2 separate regions of the Homo sapiens genome follow, and region 1 is linked to region 2. The links are chromatin loops, found by intact Hi-C in ENCODE. Cell type or tissue: heart left ventricle. All regions are shown on one strand. Links, peaks and the distances in the headings refer to the core of each region. The heading gives the core; the rest is flanking DNA.

The links. Peaks named below come from ENCODE experiments on the same cell type or tissue, not always from the same donor. Only the 100,000 strongest peaks of a DNase experiment are listed, where the experiment ranks them.
Region 1: a loop joins it to region 2, with 2.9 times the contacts of the local background. A loop is called at or near these places in 3 of 110 quality-filtered maps.

What each region holds. Positions count from the first base shown.
Region 1 is chr1:222,889,597-222,900,096 of GRCh38, forward strand. All of the region lies in intron 1 of DISP1 (dispatched RND transporter family member 1), which reads left to right. Among named protein-coding and RNA genes, the nearest start is that of DISP1, 80 kb to the left of the region's middle. In heart left ventricle, for the core only: no CTCF peak of the experiment used is centred there; a DNase peak (open chromatin) is centred at 4,815.
Region 2 is chr1:222,936,344-222,946,843 of GRCh38, forward strand. DISP1 (dispatched RND transporter family member 1) reads left to right here. Exons shown (of 9, transcript NM_001377229.1): 3 at 6,464-6,989. The coding sequence starts at 6,481. It also overlaps the pseudogene NDUFB1P2. Among named protein-coding and RNA genes, the nearest start is that of DISP1, 130 kb to the left of the region's middle. In heart left ventricle, for the core only: no CTCF peak of the experiment used is centred there; no DNase peak of the experiment used is centred there.

The DNA of each region.
Region 1 (10,500 bases), core at 3,609-6,108, 48 kb before region 2:
ACTACATGAACTATATATGCCTTGGGGCAAAGACTACACAAAACACAGAAACAGGAAATGCCTGTTAGGTTAAGAGACATGGGATAATGGGTAAAAATATCTTTTAAAAATTACTTACTGTTGTCAGCATTACTGCAGTAATATAAAATGAAGACAATTTCTGATTTCATTATCTTGAAAACTTCTTTTACACTTGTACTTTTCCATTTTGTTGTTTCAGAGCAGAAACCTTAACCAAGGAAGTAGTGAAGTTCTGTATTTTTATTCTATGAATTTAAATCATTTTGAAACCAGTCATAGCTTAGAGCTGTGCCTTTCAAGCTGTTTTATTGGCATATGTTTCTAAATATTAAATATCAACTGGAAAGTAGAAGTAAATTAATGTAACTAAAAAAGATTTACTTTAGCATATGAAAGGTTATCATCTCCAAACTGTTAATATTTACAAGTGATTTTTTAAAGTGATAAGCTTCCTTATAGTGAAATACTTATTAAGTAGGCTCATTTATTCAACATGTATAATTATTTATTGCTTTCTATATGACCAGCTTTCTATATGTTAAGAACTGGATATATAATCATTAGTGAGCAAAACATTTATGGGTTCTTCTATTGGAGTTTATGCATTAGTTCATTTGGTAGATAATTGTTGAACACCAACTATGTGCCAGACACTGTTCTATAATTTAGGGTTGTGCTTTGTGGAGGGAGAAATAAGTAATAAATGTGGTAAGTGCTTAAATAAATGATTAAGATCATTTCAGATAGGGATCAGTACTTCAAAGTGAGTAATACAGGGAGAACTAATGAAGTACCTGAGCTGATCTACTTTACAGACTAGTAGAGGAGATAATTTTAGTATAATTAATCACATAGATAAATATGATAAATGCTGTAAAGGAAAAGCAATGAGTGTTTATGAGAGCTGATAAATGAGGGAGATAAGGGATAGTTCATTTTGGGGGAATCGGGGAAGACTTCTGGAAGAAGTAACATTTGAGCTTAAATCTGAGCTACAACTAGGTGTTAGTTTTCTAGGGCTGCCATAACAAGTATGACAAACTGGGTGGTTTAAACAGCAGAAATGTATTGTCTCTCAGTTCTGGAGGCTAGAAGTCCAAGACCAATATGTAGGCTGGGTTGGTTCCTTCTGAGGGCTATGAGGGAGAATCTGTTCCATGCCTCTCTCTTATCTTCTGGTGGTTTGTTGGAAATCTTTGGTGTTACTTGGTTTGTAGACACAATAGCCTGATCTGCCTTCACATTCACATTGTGTTCTCCCCATGTGCTTGTCTGTGTCCAGATTTCCTCTTTTTATAAGGACATCAGTCATACTGGAGTAGGGACCCACCCTACTCCAGTATGAACTCATTTTAACGAATTACATCTACAACAGCTTTTATTTCCAAATAAGGTCACATTCTGAGGTACTGAGGGTTAAGACTTCAATATATGAATTTGAGGGGGACATAATCCAACCCGTAATACCAGGAGTTAGCTAGATGAAGAGAGGAGGGGGGATGACTTTTCAGGAAGAGAGAACAGCATGTGTGAAGGTATTGTGTTGGAGAAGCATGGCTCATTTAAGAAATGAAGTGTAGCTGAAGCATAGAAACTGAGAGGAAGAGTGAAGTGACAATTCCGGAGACATTTTGAAGGTAGAATAGATAGAGGGGACCTAATGACCAGCTGAACATGCTGTGAAGGAAGGAATAATCAAAGATAATTTCCTACCTATAGCTGTGATGAAAGTATTTTCACCATTTTCAGGTAGAGATATCCAGTAGAAAGATAGAAATTTCTTTCTATAGATCAAGGGAAAGATTGAAGCTGGAAATAAGGATTTGGAAGTAAACTATATTATAGGTCAAAAGTAGGCTAAAATTACTCAGGAAGAATGCTTTTAGATGAGAGGGCTGAGACCTAGAACCTTAAAAAACATCCATATTTAAAGAGGGGGCCAGAATAAAAAGCCAACAAAAAAAACAAAAAAGCAGGAAAAACAATATGCAGTAAGAAAAAGTAGATGGATTACTGCTTGGGAAACCAAGCTAGAAGAGAGTTTTGAGAAGGAGGGATTGGTTGATGGCATCAAATGCTACATGAAGGTAAAGTAGGATGAGACCTGGAGAGAGATCTGATCTCATTTGCCAGTTTGAGGTGATTAGTGAGTACAACAGGTTATAGAATAGTGAAAGTGGAAGCCAGGATTTGGGTGTGTGTGTGTTGAGGAGTAAAAGGCCAATGGAGAAGAAGAAGGAGTAAATATAAACAACTATCTTAAGAATTGGCAATGAAGGGAAGGTGATACAGGGAAGCACATACAAGTTTTAGAAGATGGTAGAGAGCTTAGGAAGATCTTGTATGACTGAAAACCAAGAGCAAGAAAATTAATGGGGGTGGGGAGAGGAGAGGAGAGGAGGGAGTGATACCTTACATAAAGATACGTAAGAGAAGTGTTCCCATTTAGGATTTGCTTCCTGGCATTTCTCAGGAATTTTATGTTTTTCTAGATTCCCAAATGCTGAAAAATTTGGTGGGGAAATCAGGAAAACAGGCAGGGTATTGTAATTTTCCTTCACGTTTAGCAGTCAAGGCAGAGGTTACTGATTAAATTCATGGACATCAAGTCTGCAGCAACAGCAGGAAACATGACACAGAGAGTCAAAGGTTAAGATGGCTATTTCTGGGAAGCTGGAGAGGAACACAGGACAGAAAGCTTCACGTCTTATTGTGGCTTTGCCGTGTACTAGTGTGTATTCCTAGCCCTGACTACTGCTAATGGTGAATCATTCTTGCAAATAACGTAAGTATGAATAAGCTTATTCACATAGTATATTTTGTATATGATTCCAGTGAGTGGTGTCCCGAGAAATAATAAGTTTTGACAGCAAAATCTTAAATTGGTCATTTGGACATGTGATTCTTTGTAATGCTATTAATGTTGCTAGGAGATCTGAATGTTACGTTACTTGAATACTATACCTAATAATGTTTGCTGAGGGCTTCCAGTGTTTGGTATCTGCTACAGGCTACGATTATTTGTAAATACTTTTGACAGAATAAATGCAAGAGATGATCACAGTGTGGCTATGGAACACTTTGATGTGAAATCAGAAACATCTGTAATCTGGATTAGCAAAGCAATATTCACTTTAATGGCAAAACCGAAATCAGTGCAAGCATACAAAATATTTTTATTGTTAAAGAAGAAAATGAGCTTAAATGAAGCAAAATGTGTTTGAATGTCCAGCTTGGTGATCACACCAACATCTATGCAACATGAAAGAAAGTTTTCTATGTCTGGAATGTTTGTCATGAAATAAAAGTCAAGTCTCAAGGCAATTAATGTTTTATGTGTTTTAAATTTTTATTAAAAATTGGTGGCTTTTAAATATCAAATATTTGTGATATCATCTGTAAATTTTTAAATAATTTCTATTTGACATGTGTTAATGTTTACTTCACTTGATGTTTTCTATTATTAGATGTCTATATCAGGTATAGATCATTTTTATGTTACGAAAATATCGATCTTATCACAATACCACAATATATTGGTTGATAATTATAAACCATGCCTTTATTATTAAATCTTTTGTGTTAAGAAAACTACTAAAACTTTAGTGGTTTTCTATTAAATGGATAATAACCCTATCATGGAAAAATTATTCACTGTATATAATAATTACTGTCACTCATTATTGTCATGGGATCCTTGGGATGTTACTTCGCCAACTGGAAACCTCTGTAGCTGGCGGAGCCTTCTTCCTGAGCACTGCTTGTGCCTGCTGGCCTCATTCCGCCCACTCGACCTGGCAGGCTGTGCTTGGCTCATGCTACCGGCCCGGATCCCACACCTGCCAAAGGCAAGCCAGGCATGGAGCGGTGAGGGCTGTGTGGGCGAGTGAGTGTGAGGTCTGGCTGCTGTGCACAGACAGCTAGGCACATCAGCTGCTGTGGCAGGGCGGGCAGCCCCAGGCGCCGGCACTGACTCCATGGAAGGCTGCGGCTTGACCAGATGTACTGCATGCAGCTTCCACTGCGGGCACCCATGTCTGGATGAGGGGAATGTGGTGGTGCCTGGAAGCTTGGAGATGCCAGGAACTGCAGAGCCCCAAAGAGAGTGTCACAACCCTGGCTCCGGGAGCTCCTAGATGTGGGCTCCCTTCTCTCCTTCTTGTTGCCCACAACGTGGCTAATGGAGTGGGGGCGTGTTTCAGCCCTGTTTGTGTTACAGCTCTTTCAGCCCTGCCATTCAGCAGGTCCTAAGTTCTTGTCCCGTGTCCAGGAATAATGAGGTACATGGACAACTGGAGTGTGAGCAAGGTGGAGAGGAGCTTCATTGAGTGGCAGAACAGTTCTCAGGAGACCCGAAGTGGGTAGCTCCCTCCCGCAGGCAGGTCATCCCTACAAGTTGAGGAGACGTGAAGTGGGTAGTTCCTTCTCCCAGCCGGTAGTCCCCATGTCTGTGTGAATCTGACTGGGTGGGTGGTTATGGGTCTCATAAGGCAGGAAGTGTGTACTGGTTGATCCATGGTTGGGCCCAGAAAAAGCTCCCTAAGTTCTCACTCCCGGTGCAGACTTCACCTAGAACTGACAGCCCGGTCCCCAGGCTTCAGGCCGTCCCTGGCTTGAAGGTGGGGCTTCACCAGGGACCTACCCCTTTCCACCCAGGAGCCAGTCTGCCTCCTGACACCGTAAGTCACTTTAGTCCATCGCGCCCAGGCTGTTCCTGCAGAGAGGCACCTGCAGGCCAATGCTGAGCCACCCTCAGTGCCCCCTCGGGCTCCCTCCCATACTTGTAGGCACCCAAAGTCCAGAGGGGACTGAGGCAGCAGGGGGCTGGAGTGTTAGCACTGCCTCAACTGTGCACACACCCGCCCGGGTTGCGACAGCGCCTGGACTCGGCTTCAACTTTGCTCCCAAATCAGAGCGAGTGCTGGGAGCAGGGAGCAGGGGGAGGCCAGGCAGCAGGAGCAGTCACTTCCAAGCCTGTGGGGGCAGGGGGCTTCTCGGGCCCCCAAGAGTGCAGAGATGCCTGGGTCCGCAGCCATGGCTGGGTGGCTGTAGCTGCGCCTGGGAGCATGGGGCTCCTGCTTTGCCAATTCGGAAATGGGTGGGGCTCCCACCTGTTCCCGCTCCCGCTGGCTCCCTGGAACAGGCACCACGAACCCGGCTGTGCCTCCCCTGCTACAGCCGGCGACGCTGCAGCGGCTGCTCCAGACGGGCTGCGGGTGCCATCATTATTATTTTAAAACACATAAATAAATATTTGAAAAATACAGAATAACCTACGAGATTGAGAATTCTTGTAGATTCCAATTTATTTCCTAAAGATTTAGAAACACCACCTAAGAGATTGATTTGACCCAAAGGCTGGGATTAAGGACCCACAGGTAGAAAAATAAGCATCTGAGTAGGGACACCCTTTCTTCTTTCCTTATTTTGGGGGAAGGATTTCAGGATGGGTAGAAATACAGATGCATTTGAAAATCTAGAGAATAGTCTCAGTTTTCTTTCCAAAGGAGTACACTCACATTTCTTAATTGTGATGGGCAAAGGGCAGGGCTGAGATACCAGAGGTAGGTTGTTATGGTTTGGAACAGCTGACCAGGGATGAGCCTAAGGAGATACTGTCCAGTTGAATGCTCAGCTGAAGTTATCAGGGAAATTCTGAAAGGCTCATTAGGAACCTTTTGTAGACCTTGGTGCTTTTTTGCCACTGTACTCTTTCCAAGTAGTTAACCGAATACCAGTCAACTTAGAAAATAAATTCAACACATTTTACTGTTAATTTGGCTTATATTTATTGTTTTAAGAATAACTGATTTTTTAAAAAAATGATGAAATACAAACTTCTGCCATTTATCTCATCATTTTTCGCAATCTGTGATTTTCTTTTCCTTTGTGAGGGAATGCTGGGAATACATCAGTAGTTGCCCAGTTCTGACTGTTTATAACAAACAGAATAATTAATGTACATTTTATCTCTTTAAAATAACATGATTGATAAACAGATCAATGGAACAGAATAAAGAGTCCTGAAAGACTCACACATACATGGCCGGCTGATTTTTCAGCAAAGGTGCCAAGGTAATTCAATGGAGAAGGATCAGTCTTTTCCACATATGATGGGTTAACTGGATCTCTTGCAGGTGGAGAGGGAAAACTTGATCTCTATCCCACAGCAAATATAAAAATTTTCTAAAAGTAGATTATAGACCTAAATGCTGTAAACCTAAGGCTATGAAACTTTTAGAAGAAAACATAGAGAATCTTTGTGACCTTAGGAAAGGCACAAAGATTTCTCAAGATTTTTTAAAAAGCCTATTCATAAGATTTTTTAAAGTGTTGATAAATTGGACTTTATCGTAATTACAAATTTCTGCTCTTCAAAAGATACCATTTAAAAAATGAAAAAGCGAGGCTACAAGGTGCAGTGGCTCATGCCTGTAATCCCAGCAGTTTGGGAGGTCCAGGTGGGAGGATAGCTTTACATCCAGGAATTCGAGACCAACCTGGGCAACATAGGGAGACACCGTCTCTACAAATGAAAAAAATTAGCTGAGCATGGTGATGCATGCCTGTGGTCCCAGCTACCGGTAGGCCGAAATGGGAGGATTTCTTGAGCCTGGGAAGTCAAGGCTGCAGTGAGCCATGATCCTGCCACTGCACTCCAGCCTGGGTGACAGAGCACAATCCTGTCTCAAAAAAAAAGAGGCTGGGCGCGGTGGCTCATGCCTGTAATCCCAGCACTTTGGGAGGCCAAAGCAGGTAGATCACCTGAGGTCAGGAGTTTGAGACCAGCATGAGCAAGATGTTGAAGCCCCGTCTGTACTAAAAATACAAAAATTAGCTGGGTGTGCTGGTGGGCGCCTGTAATCCCAGCTACTCCGGAGGCTGAGGCAGGAGAATTGCTTGAACCCAGGAGGTGGAGGTTGCAGTGAGCTGAGATCGCACCATTGCACTTCAGCCTGGGTGACAGAGTGAGACTCTATCTCAGAGAAAAAAAAAAAAAGGTAAAAAGAAAAAGCAAGGTACAAAGTAGGAGAAAATATTTGTAATACAATGTGTGACAAAGGGCTTGTATCTAGAATGTTAAAAGAACTCTTACATGGCAAACAACTTTTAAGAGGTGAGCAAAGATTTGAAAAGACACACAAAGAAGATATACAGATGGCCAATAAGCACATGGAAAGATGAGCATCATCATTAGTCATCAGGGAAATTATTTAAAACCCACAATGAGATACCATTTATAACTGCCAGAATGGCTAAAATGAAAAAGACCAAGGATTTCAAGTATCAGAGAGAATGAAAAACAAGTGTGAAATGGCAAAACCACTTGGAAAGTTTTGGAGTTTCTTAGTAAACATGCATGTACCTTATGACCCAGTAATTCCATACATACATGAAAACATGTGCCCACAAAAAGACTAACTTATGAGTGTCCATGTGAATCTTATTCGTAATAGCCCCAAACTGAAAACAATCTAAGTATCCATGAATAGGGAAGTGGACAAACAAATTTTGATATAGTCATTCAGTGGCATACTCCTCAGCAATAAAAAGACAGCACGGATGAATCTTATAGATATCTGTTGAATAAAAGACTTGGCACAAAAGAGTATATATTATATAGTTCCATTTAGGAAGTTCTAGAACAGGCAAAACTATGATGATAGAAATGATCACAGTTTGCCTGTGATGGGATATAGTGGGGTGATTAACTACAGAGGGTTACAAGAGAACTTTTGGTGGTGATGGAAATATTCTGTAACTTCATTGAGGTTGTGGTTTCATGGATGCATCTATTCGTTGTCAAAACTCATTGCACTGTGTGTTTAAAATTTGTACATTTTATTGTATATAAATTATACCTCAAAGTTGTTTAAAAATAAAAACATGAAACTTTTAAAAATAATGAAAAATATTGTTAGCATATAGTTTTGTATACTTTTTAAAAGCCTTTGTCGGCTAAATTTATGAGGAGTTGTACTGTATTTCTAGGATACTTTATTAAGCCTTCTGGGAGGCAATTCAATGAACCTGTCATTAATCATTTTATTTTGCACCTAATAGTTGTGGTTAAATCTAGAAATAATGAGGTAAGCCTTACTCCCTCAAGGAAACATTTCTTAACATCTATCACTTTCACTTTCATTTGAATGTTTTTATTTTAAAAATACATACCAGTTTTATTATATTTACTTTTCTGTATGTACAGAGGCTAAAGTACTTGGTGTTTTAGTTAAACATACATGTAATGTAAAAACATGTACATGTCCATTTCAGATTTATTTTCAAAAGTATATTCCCCATCGAATCTGAATCATAGGAATATTTAAGTCTTATGTCTTCGCAGTAAGTAGTACATTTTTACTGTAATTTTTTCCCCTGCTTTGTATCTTGATGTCCTGCAGATGAACTGGTGACATCTGATATTCACTAGTCATGTTCGTTGAGGAAAAACATACACTTTCTTATTAAATCCACTTATCTGTAAAGTTTTGGTCAGGGATTTTAGCTTTTATTATGTGGATTATAGCTTATAGTATGTGGAAGAAATCTAACTGCAGGGATATAAACATTGTTTGGGGTGGAAAAAGCCTGCACTAGCAGATGTATTATAAAAGTTGAAGCCAGTATCAAAATGTCTTTTTCAGAAGTGGTAAATAGAATTTTTTTTTAAACACTGAGATCATAGAGCCGATTGTTGGGGAGGGAACACAGTTACTGAAGTATCAACTTTGTTTTTATGTGGCATAGAGTGTTCTTAAAGAGTAAAGGTGATTGGTTGAAAAACAAATGGAAAATTCTTAATTTGTAACTCTTGAAACTCTTCCTGCCAAAAATTTTTTGAAGTGTTCCTTCATTTGTTCATTCATTCAGGAATATATTAATACACTTATCCCTTAAACCATTTTACACATGTGCCATGTACCACTGTTTTTTTTTTTTTAATTTCAACTTTTATTATAGATTAAAGTGTACACATTCAGGTTTGTTACTTGGGTAACTGTGTTATGCTGAGGCTTGGGGAATTTAATAATAACAGAAATTTTTTGAATTAAAAGATGCCTAATGGTTTAAAACATTTTCAAATGTGTCACCCACATGACCCACACGACAGTTTACTGCACTTGGTGGGAAGATACTGTTTTCAGTGTTTAATAGATAATGTATGAGGCTGCTTTCAGGGTTTGGTTATATTATGTTACTTTCATTGCCGTATATCTCCTGTATATCTAAGCTAAACTTCTTGACTAGTTTAAATTAACTTATCTAGTTGATATACTTGGGCCCTAATCTGGTTTACTTGTGCACACATCTAACATGAAGTTATTTTAACCTTGTGACATTTAATCTTTAATGTTTCTGGAGAAAAGAACTAAATATCTTTTTACAAAATAAATTATGAATACCTTTTAAGCAGCTTCTATTTGAAATAACACTTTATATAAATATAGGAATATATAATATTCTTATGTAAGAATATTTTATATGAATATAGTCCTTTACCTTTTTGATTCCTACAGCAAGGCCATGAGAAAACCAAGGCTCACAGAAATTATGTTTAATACAGTCTTTCCATGTCATTGTGCTACCTCCCCCAAATTTCAGCCTGTTTGAATTTGGGGGAGGAGTTGTGGGGGGAGCAAGAAAATAGTCTCCGATTCTAACATAGGATGTTTAAAACATTTTAAAAAGTTATTTGTTTTCAGTATCTGCCTGAGAAAGAATTAGAACATGTCTTCTTAGTTGATGAATTATCATGGGTGATTTTCAAGTTGGTGAAATGGTTAAGAGTAATTAAATAAATGGTTGAGAGTTATTTTGCACATTAAATGCTAACTTTTATGTGCATCAGTTAGTCAAAATAAAATCTCCATTTTAATTATGTCCTCACTGCCAAGGGTGAGGGTCTTGTTTGATATTGTCTGGCTTACAGGAATGAGATTGTTTAACCTAGAGCAAGAGGAAATTTTTTTTTTAAGAGATGATATCTTGTGCTGTTGTCTAGGCTGTAGTGCAGTGGCATGATCATAGTTCGCTGCAGCTTCAAATTCCTGGGCTCAAGGGATCCTCCTGCCTCAGCCCCCTGAATACTTGGGATTACAGTCGTGAGCTACCACACCCACCTCAGCAAGAGCAAATTTTTCTTTTTTTTTGTTTGACAGGGTCTCACTCTTGCCCGGGCTGGCCTTGAACTCCTGGGCTCAAGCCATCTACCTGCCTCGACCTCCCAGAGTGTTGGGATTACAGGTATGAGCCACCATGCCTGGCCAGCAAGAGGAAGTTTAATGTTAAGTACTATGTAAAGCTGTCTGTTGCCTTAATGAAAAATTTCTAAAAAATCATGGTTTTGTTTTTAGCAACCCCAAAATGCTTCTGACTTCAAGAGTTCAAATAATTTTACTGTAAAGTTTAATAAAAGGTTTAAGATATGCTGTGTAATTATGTAAGCTGGTAAGATTAAAACAAGTAAAATACAGG
Region 2 (10,500 bases), core at 4,963-7,462:
ATCATAATCCTGATAGCATTTTCAATGTGATGCAACTTTTTGTCTGAAGCATTATTTTTCCATTTATTTTATAGTTGTATATTTCCTGAGTTCCAAACAGGAGTTGGATGTCATTATTTTGAACCATCTAATCATATGAACTCTGATGACACTTTTCTCTTTACATTTCAGTATGATGGAAATGTCTCTCTCTCTCTCTATATATATATATATGAGATTTATATATAATATATATCATATATATGAGAGATATATATCTCTCATATATATGAGATATATATATCTCTCATATATATGAGATATATATATCTCTCATATATATGAGGTATATATAATATATAAAATATATGATATATATCATATATATTATATATCATATATATGATATATAAAAATTATATATCATATATATGATATATAAAAATTATATATATCATATATAATATATATAATATATTATATATATAAATTATATATAATATATATAAATTATATATATCATATATATGATATATAATTTATATATCATATATATGATATATATAATATATTATTTATATATAATATATTATATATTATATAATATGTAATATATATTATATATTACATATTATATTATTTATAAATAATATTTTATAATATATATAATATTATATAATATAGAATATTATATATTATATATTACATATTATATAATATATTATATATAATATGCAATATATAATATATTATTTAATATATTACAGTTTATATATATATATTTTGAGACGGAGTCTTGCTCTGTCGCCCAGGCTGGAGTGCAGTGGCGTGATCTCGGCTCACTGCAAGGTCCGCCTCCTGGGTTCACGCCATTCTCCTGCCTCAGCCTCCTGAGTCGCTCGGACTACAGGCACCCGCCACCACGCTCGGCTAATTTCTTTGTATTTTTAGTAGAGACGAGGTTTCACCGTGTTAGCCAGGATGGTCTCGATCTCCTGACCTCGTGATCCACCCGCCTCAGCCTCCCAAAGTGCTGGGATTACAGGCGTGAGCCACTGCGCCCTGCCCCTCTCTATACTTCAATATATTAATTTACTTGCGTTATGTATTATACAAGAGTATTCATATATGTATACATACATAGTGTTATATATACAAGGGTATTAACACTCTCGTGTTATATAGCCCATTCTGGTTTTCAAAACATTTTTACATTCTCATAGTAATCCTATGAAATGTATATTTTAAAATTTAATCGAAAGATGGTTTTTGGCCAAAGACCTTGTAGCCCCAAAATTGCTAAATCATTCTGGACATTAAAATGCTGGCTAAAAATGTAAAATAGGGGATATGAGATTAGAAGCTTGAATTTGTTGATATTGGCATGTTATATTCATGAACAGCAGGAAATGCATTAAAATATCTTGGTGTGGGCACATCACATCTCAAGCCAATGCTTCAATAATAGCTTGCCTTTTTTTTTTTTTTTTTTTTTTGCATTCCCCTGTGTTTTATGGCCCTGGGAGAACAGGTGATTTCAACAATAGCTGTTTTGTTTTGTTTTGTTTTGAGACAGGGTCTCGTTCTACCACCCAGGCTGGAATGCAGTGGTGTGTCTCAAGCTCACCACAACCTCCGTCTCTTGGGCTCAAGTGATCCTCCCATTTCAGCCTCCTGAGTAGCTGGGACTACAAGCAAACAACACCATGCTCAGCTAACTTTTAAATTGTTTTTAGAGACAAGGTCTCACTATATTTTCAGGCTTGTCTCAAACTCCTGAGCCCTAGCAGTCTTCCTGCCTCAGCCTCCCAAAGTGCTGGGATTACAGGCATGAGCCACTGTGCCCAGTCTCAACATAGCTGTCTTTTAAAGTTACTCATTATATTTTACCCAAAACCGATTTTAAACTTTCACTATAAATATTACTATCACTGCATTCATAATCATATACCATTACACTTATCACAATAGTTTGACAAATGTAAGGGTATTAAGACTCTCAGGAACTCCTTATTCCACTCCTATTATACTTATACTTCCTCTATCTTATTCTTCTTTCCTGTTAGTTCCCTCCGTCTTAGGCTCAGACTGGATTTTTTCCTCATTTATCTCAGTTCTAAAGAAAAAGGAGGCTGGGCATGGTGGCTCATCCTGTAATCCTAGCACTTTGGGAGGCTGAGGCAGGAGGATCGCTTGAGCTCTGGGATTTGAGACCAGACTGGGCAACATAGGAGAACCCACCTCTACAAAAAAATTAAAAATTAGCATGACATGATGGTACATGCCTATGGTCCCAGCTACATAGGAGGCTGAGGCAGGAGGATTGCTTGGGCCTGGGAGGTCTAGGCTGCAGGAAGCCATGATCGCACCAGTGCACTCAAGCCTGGGTGACAGAGCAAGACCCTGTCTTTAAAAAAAAAAAAAAAAAAAAAAAAAAAAAGGAAGGAAGGAAGGAAGGAAGGACGGGATGAAGAGGGGGAAGGGATGATCTTTCTCTGTATGGGCCTTAGGGTTAACTCCTGATCTCAGAGTGAAATACTTTCCTATTCTGGCTGGTCACCTGAACACCTACCCAAATGCATCCATTGAACTTAAATAATCTATAGACAGTTCATAAAATATTTTTTCTGTTTTTGCTTCTAAATTTTTTTACCTGTACTTTTTACATACTTATGAGGTCAAATTGATTGGTCCCATGTTATAATTAAAGAAATGGAATCAGAGAACACTCATGTGACTTGCTTCAAATACAAGCCAAAGTCAGAGTTCAAATTATTCTTTACTAGTTCCTACTTCATTACAAGAAGTCTCCCAAGTTACAAAATAGGTTGTGTTCCAAAAATTCATTTGTAAGTCAGTTATTTGGCATTTGAACTGCATTTTACCATGTGGAAAAAACATGTTATAAGTGATGATTAGGTCCCCAGCTGGCATATAAGAATCTATTTAACTCTTGTGTAACTACAAAACGATACATTTGTAATAAATTTAAAAGAGAATGATAGTTGTGATTCTGATTATGAAGAAAAATAATTTTTTTTTTTTTTTTTTTTTTTTTTTACTGAGGATAAGCAGATTTAATTAGAAGATAGGAAAACATGAAGATTGAGGAGGGTCTAGAGGGGATTTCAGGGTTCTTTGAAGGGAGTTAGAGGTTGATGGGATTCTGTCTGAAGCCCAATGTATTCAGTTCTTGCACTACCATAAAGAAATACCTGGGCTGGGCACAGTGGCTCACGCCTGTAATCCTAATCCCAGCACTTTGGGAGGTCGAGGTGGGCAGATCACCTGAGGTCAGGAGTTCGAGACCAGCCTGGCCAACATGGTGAAACCCTGTCTCTACCAAAAAATACAAAAATTAGCTGGGTGTGGTGGCACACACCTGTGATCCCTGCTACTCAGGAGGCTGAGGTGGGAGAATACTTGAACCCAGGATGTGGAGGTTGCAGTGAGTAAGCCAAGATTACACCACTTCACTACACCCTGGGCAACAGATGGAGATCCTGTCAAAAAAAAAAAAAGGCCGGGCGCAGTGGCTCACGCCTGTAATCCCAGCACTTTGGGAGGCTGAGGCGGGCGGATCACGAGGTCAGGAGATCGAGACCATCCTGGCTAACACGGTGAGATCCCGTCTCTACTAAAAAATATGAAAAATTAGCCAGGCGTGGTGGTGGGCGCCTGTAGTCCCAGCTACTTGGGAAGCTGAGGCAGGAGAATGGCATGAACCTGGGAGGTGGAGCTTACAGTGAGCCGAGATCGCGCCACTGCACTCCAGCCTGGGTGACAGAGCAAGACTCCATCTCAAAAAAAAAAAGAAAAGAAAAAAAAATAACCTGAGACTGGGTAATTTATAAAGAAAAGAGGTTTCATTGGCTCACGATTCTGCAGGCTGTACAGGAAATATGGCAGCACCAGCTCAGCTTCTGGCGAGGCCTTAGGAAATTCACAATCATGGCAGAAGGTAAAGGGGAAGCTGGCCAGAGAAGGAGAAAGTTGGCCGGGGACATGTGTCACATGCTTTTAAACAACCAGATCTCAGGAGAACCCACTCACTATCATGAGAACAGCACAAAGAGGGAAATCTAGCCCCATAATCCAATCACCTCCCACCACGCCCCACCTCCAACACTGAGGATTACAGTTCGACATGAGATTTGGGCAGGACACAGATCCAAACCCTATCAGCCAGTTTCACTTTGAAACTTTTAAGTCATTTGTTGTTATTAGATGCTTCTCACTGGCATGACTTACCCAGCATCTGTGATTAGAATCAGTAGAATTGATTGAATTAAATACCTAGGAAAAAGTAGACTATTTGAGATGATACATTAACCAACCTGGGATGGTAAAAACAAACTAACAAATTAGAAGTATTCTTTCCTTCAGCCCTCCTGATGGAAAGGGCAGGAGGAGTTGACTTTCCCATTTAGCCCAGCAGATTCCCATCAGCTGTGATAGTTTAACTGAGGTACAGGTGGAGGTTGGAGAAAAGCGTGTGCCTGCAGTGATTTCTTTGAATGGAGTGCTCGTACAATGAGAGTTTCTAATTCTGGGAAATAATTACATTGATCTCATCTAGTGATTGTTTCCTACATTATCTAAGACACAATTAAACATCTTAAATTTCAATTAGCTTTTTTAAAAAACGTCCAGTGCTTCTTTAAATGTCCTTTATGTTTTGTTATTTTCATAACCTTTGCATATGGCTTTTTCTTTTGTTAACAACAAAAGGGAGGTTATATTCTTCAGTAAACTGAAGCATAAATGAGCAGATCTTGCTGAGATGGCACATTTAGAAAATGATGAGATTAGTTCTTGCCTCCTGGATCACATTAGTGCTCTTGCCGGTCAGTATATCTACCCTACCTCCTGCTAGTTTAGATAATACATTAACTACTATTACTCTGTGTTGGGTATATTCTTTGAATGTTTTACAGTGGATGTTTGTTTAACACTGGGAACATTGGAAAGTGATTTAATGAAGGAGAGAGCAACTGTATTTACTACAGTTCAGAATCCCTCTCAATGGTCATTGTAAAAGGAAGTTTGGGATTGGCAAGCCATTTTCAAAAGTGATGTAAGACTAATGAGGGAAGTAACATCTACTTGATTTTATATATATTTTGATGTTTTTAAATGCTTTGTCTTCCCACTAAGCAATTTATTAAGAAATTCCTATTGCATGATGTTTATTTAACTGAATTTGTGTATGTGGGGTAGGGTGTGTTTGAGGAATTTTGTCTGAAAGGTAAATATGCTAAATTTACATCCTAGTATGGGCATGCTCTGCTCACAAATGCCTCTGCTGAGCAGTTTACATACTGGGTGAAAATGTACATAGGAATCCTCATGGGGGATCCAGGTTTGCCAGTGAGATTACTATGTACTCAGACTGAAAAAGATGATTTCTTCTGATTACCTGTGTGTCTGCCAGAGGTGGGGAAGGACTAGAAAGAGATTCCTGCACAAGCCGTTTTGTCTACTTAGAGAATGGCATGCTAGAAGGGTTAGCGAGCTAAATTACAGTTTTCTTTTTGTTGTTGTTGTTGGCTTTTATGTATATGTTGAATAGACTAATAGCATTTGATGACCCTTTTTTTTTTTTTTACTGTGAATTCCCGGATTTTGTGTGTATGTTGCTCAGAGGGTAGTGCAGTGAGCAAAGGGATAGGGAGATTGTCTGTTTTTTTGTTTGTTGATTGGACACACTTGCTGCTGGTAATTTGAGCATCTAAGGATCTTCCTTTATATTGAAGCCCTGAACCTTTTGGTGGAAGGAAAAAAAAAAGTAAGAAAAAAAACTCATTTGAAGCAAATCCCACCCATAGTATTATTTTTCTCATGTGCAGGCAATGTCACCTGTAGTATATTATATAGAATTTTGCATCTGATATTTTGGTTGCTAGAATTCTTAGCTTTCCTGACTGGTTTTAATTTATTATTCTCAGACTTGAATGACTAAGGGGAAAAATCATATATTCTTGAGATTTTTCTAAGATACAAAACATTCTTAAGATTATTCAAATTATTTTAACCTTGTACAATGAATTACCCTCAGAGTGGCCCTTCATTTTGCCCGTCACTCCTAAATCAGAACATATAAGCCAACCATGATATTGTTGAAAAGCTAAAGGATGCTATTTGTATCCTCTCCTCTCATGCAAAATGGTCTAGTTCTTAACTGATTACTTGTGCATCTAGGATGGGGTGAGAAGAAGGGCACTGAAAGGAGAGGTGGGCAGGAGAAAAGTGATCAATGGGAATAGAAGAGGGTTTTTAAGGTGCCTAAAATAGCTGGAGGAAAGAAGAGGAGTGCCACTGTGTTGGCTGGTTCCATCACAGATGCTGCGGAATTTCTACCACTGTCTCACAACTCTGCAAGAACCCTCATTTTCAATGAGCTGTTTTTAAATATCATACTTGTCTTTCCTACATATTTGCCTGCCTGACTGTAACTGGGCGATTTTATGATTTTCTTACTTAGAGTCAAGAAATTGGAGCATGGCTATGAGCAATGGAAACAATGATTTTGTGGTTCTGAGCAACAGCAGCATCGCAACCAGTGCTGCTAACCCGAGTCCCCTCACCCCCTGTGATGGAGACCATGCAGCCCAGCAGCTCACACCCAAAGAAGCAACAAGAACAAAAGTGAGTCCAAATGGATGCCTGCAACTTAATGGCACGGTCAAATCATCCTTTCTGCCTTTAGACAACCAAAGAATGCCTCAGATGTTACCCCAATGCTGCCATCCTTGCCCATACCATCACCCTTTGACTAGCCATAGCAGTCACCAAGAGTGCCATCCCGAGGCTGGCCCTGCAGCACCCTCTGCTTTGGCCTCGTGTTGCATGCAGCCACACTCCGAGTATTCTGCATCTCTTTGTCCAAATCATTCACCTGTGTATCAGACTACGTGCTGTCTTCAGCCCTCTCCATCCTTCTGCCTGCATCATCCGTGGCCTGACCATTTTCAGCATCAGCCTGTGCAACAGCACATAGCCAACATAAGGTAAGTGATCCGAAAGTTTTGCTTTTAGCATTCAACTAATGCCACGTGAACATGACAGCTTGTGTTTATTTTCCTGAAAGGAGAGGAGAAAAATGAGGCACAGAAAGAAAACATGAAAACGCATATTCTGTGGATTGTGTGAAGCCAACAAAAACGCAAATAAAATAATACTGTATATCGATTTTATCCACTGACTTGTTAGTCAAATCCTCCCTTCCCCTTTCCCTGTCTGCAAACTGGTTAGGAATATCTGCTAGACCTTGAGTTATAAAATTCAACAAAAAGTTTTATTGTTAGCAATTTCTGTTATTGTACATGGGAAGCATATTTATGATGAGACTAAACAGCAGTCATTTATTTGCTGTTATTGATAGTGGTGAACATTTATGAAAAAGAAGTAAAAAACCCCTTGCCGGCCAGATGCGGTGGCTCATGCCTGTAATCCCAGCACTTTGGGAGGCCGAGGCAGGCGGATCACTTGAGATTGGGAGTTTGAGACCAGCCTGACGAACATGGACAAACCCCGTCTCTACTAAAAATACAAAAAATTAGCTGGGCGTGGTGGTGCATGCCTATAATCCCAGCTACTCAGGAGGTTGAGGCAGGAGAATCGCGTGAACCTGGGAGGTGGAGGTTGTGGTGAGCCGAGATCACACCATTGCACTCCAGCCTGGGCAACAAGAGTGAAACTCAGTCTCCAAGAAAAAAGAAACAACAACAACAACAAAAAAACACCTTGCCTCCTCATGCTGCCTTATGGCTGTACTCAACATTTCTATTCCTGTGTTTTGGTGACTATGTGGTATGCTGAGATCAAATGAAAGTAGCAATTCCCTTCATAGCAGATAAAACCTGTGAATTGTAGCACGGGACTTTTAAAAATATTTTTTGTAAAGCATTTTTAGATCTGGTACCTTGAAAAGTACTAGAAAAATCAATATCATTGCCAGTGCTTATTTCCACCTCAGTCCATAGTTTCTCATATGTATGATTTTCAGCTATTTTTTCCATGGGTAAGTTAAGTTGCATTCAGTATAGGTTAGCAATGGTAATATATTTTACAAAATACTAAGTACTTTCTAGAGACCTAGTATTAGTTCACATTTTTAAGTAATAAAAAGTTTAACTAGAAAAAGAGCATTCTCTTTAAAATTAGGGTATAATTTATATACAGGGAAATGTACAGATTAATTATTCAGTTCGATCAGTGTTGACAAACGTATACAAAAGTGTAACCCATATTTTGGTCTGATGTAGAACATTTCTGTCACCCCAGAAGGTAAGTTCCTTCATGCCCTTTCTCAGTTATTCCCTCTGTCTTCACCAGAAGCAATCACTGCTGAGTTCTATTACTATAGATTTGTTTTGCCTACTCCTAGAACTTCAGATAAGTGGAATCATACAGTATGCACTCTTTCGTGTTTGGCAATCTTTGCTCAGCATAATATTTTTGAGTTTCTTCTAGTTATTGTATGTATTTGTTTTTCCATTTATTGCTGAGTAGTAATCCACTGTATGCATGTAACAAATTCACTTCTGATTAAAGAGTCAGGGCTGGGTGCTGCAGCTCATGGCTGCGGGGATTACAGAATCCCAACACTTCGGGAGGTTGAGGTGGAAGGATTGCTTGAGCCCAGGACTTCAATGCCAGCCTGGGCAACATAGCAAAACTCTGTATCTACAAAAAAAAAAGGGAAAAAAGTCAGATCCAAAAAGGGATTAAGTGATAAATACTTTTCACCTTTATCAGGTTTTGAACATTGTTGAGATTATCTGGTTACACTCTTTTTAAAGAGAGGAAGGGAAACGTGGTAATAAAGCAGAAAGAAAGAGTGAGGAGGGGGAAAGAGGAGAGTCCTTCACAGCATGTTACTGCAGTTTCTGAATACATTTTCCAGACTGGCTTTGAGAGTCGTTTAATTATAGGCTATGATAAGAAGTTCACCACATTTACCAAAGCCATTTCTTAGAAGATTTGTCCTGACCACATTGTGCTACATGGCTAGTTTTAGACTCTTTCCATTTTGAATCAAACTGTGTGAACAGTTGATTATTAAATTATCATAAATATTGATGTTTCAAATAATAAATTATATGGTTGCAAAGTATGAAATAAGATAGATATTTCTGCATTTTGAAGCTGATACCTCCTCTTAAAAAATTACAACATAAAACTGGTGAACAAATAACCAATTCTTTCAGTATGGAAGGTTGTGCCAAGATTTTCAGGATTTTGACTTAGCATTTCTCACTGACCTAATTCAAAAGCAGTGAGATCCCTGTGTACACTTGAAATAGAATGGCATTAAAAAAACGAACTGATAGGCAGGTGGCTGAGCTCATCACTACCCTTGGTTGTGGGGTCATTGTTGGAACTGGGGCTTTTGCAATCATGGTGGACTGACTTGAGACTGTGTATGAGCACTGGGTCCATAGACTTGTCCGTATAGGATTTGTCTTTGTATGTTATCTAAAGAGAAAGAATGATGAAAAGCTAACTGCCTTCTGGAAAAATAGTATTTTATTTAAAAGGGAATTGACACCCATGGAGAAGTTGCTTGGAAGTAAAGGCAGTGGCTGAACTATATAATGTTTACATTTTAAAAGTTATGAGAGAAATAAAAACACTCATACTTAATTTGAAAAACATTAACTTTAAAATTGCCACAATTGTCCATCAAAAAAATTTGTAGAAGAAAGTAGATTAGTATGAAGGAAATTTTTTATATTTAGAATTTTATCTCAAGAATTTGAGCCTTGGCCGGGCGTGGTGGCTCATGCCTGTAATCCCAGCACTTTGGGAGGCGGAGGCAGGCAGATCGCGAGGTCAGGAGGTCGAGACCATCCTAGCTAACACAGTGAAATCCCGTCTCTACTAAAAATACAAAAAAAAAAAAAAAAATTAGCCGGGCATGGTGGCGGGCGCCTGTAGTCCCAGCTACTTGGGAGGCTGAGACAGGAGAATGGCGTGAACCCAGGAGGCGAAGCTTGCAGTGAGCTGAGATCACGCCACTGCACTCCAGCCTGGGCGACAAAGTGAGACTCCATCTCAAAAAAAAAAAAAAAAAAAAGAATTTGAGCCTTTTGGTTATCTGTTTGTAACAGACATAAAATATTTTAAAGATGCCTGCAGAGGAATGGTATGTGTCCATTTGTGTATGTTACATACTTTATTGTGCCTCAATGATTACTTTGCTATTTTCTACATTTACTTATATAATCCACAATGTTTACTGAATTCTTATATGTGCCAGGCACCGAGGATATAATTCCAAACAAGTTGAGACATTCTTTTGCCTTCATACAGCTATAAACTAGTAGGAAGGGAGCCAGTAAAGCAAATAGGCAGGTACAGTATTGTGGTAAGTACTATCAAGAAGGAATACACAGGGCTAAAGATGAAGAAAAGTTACAGATGGAGAGAGAATTGAAGAGGCTTGTCTTTTAGGCAGAGGGAACAGTTTGTGCAAATACTTTTACAAGGTGGTGTGAGCTCAGCTCCAGCATAGGT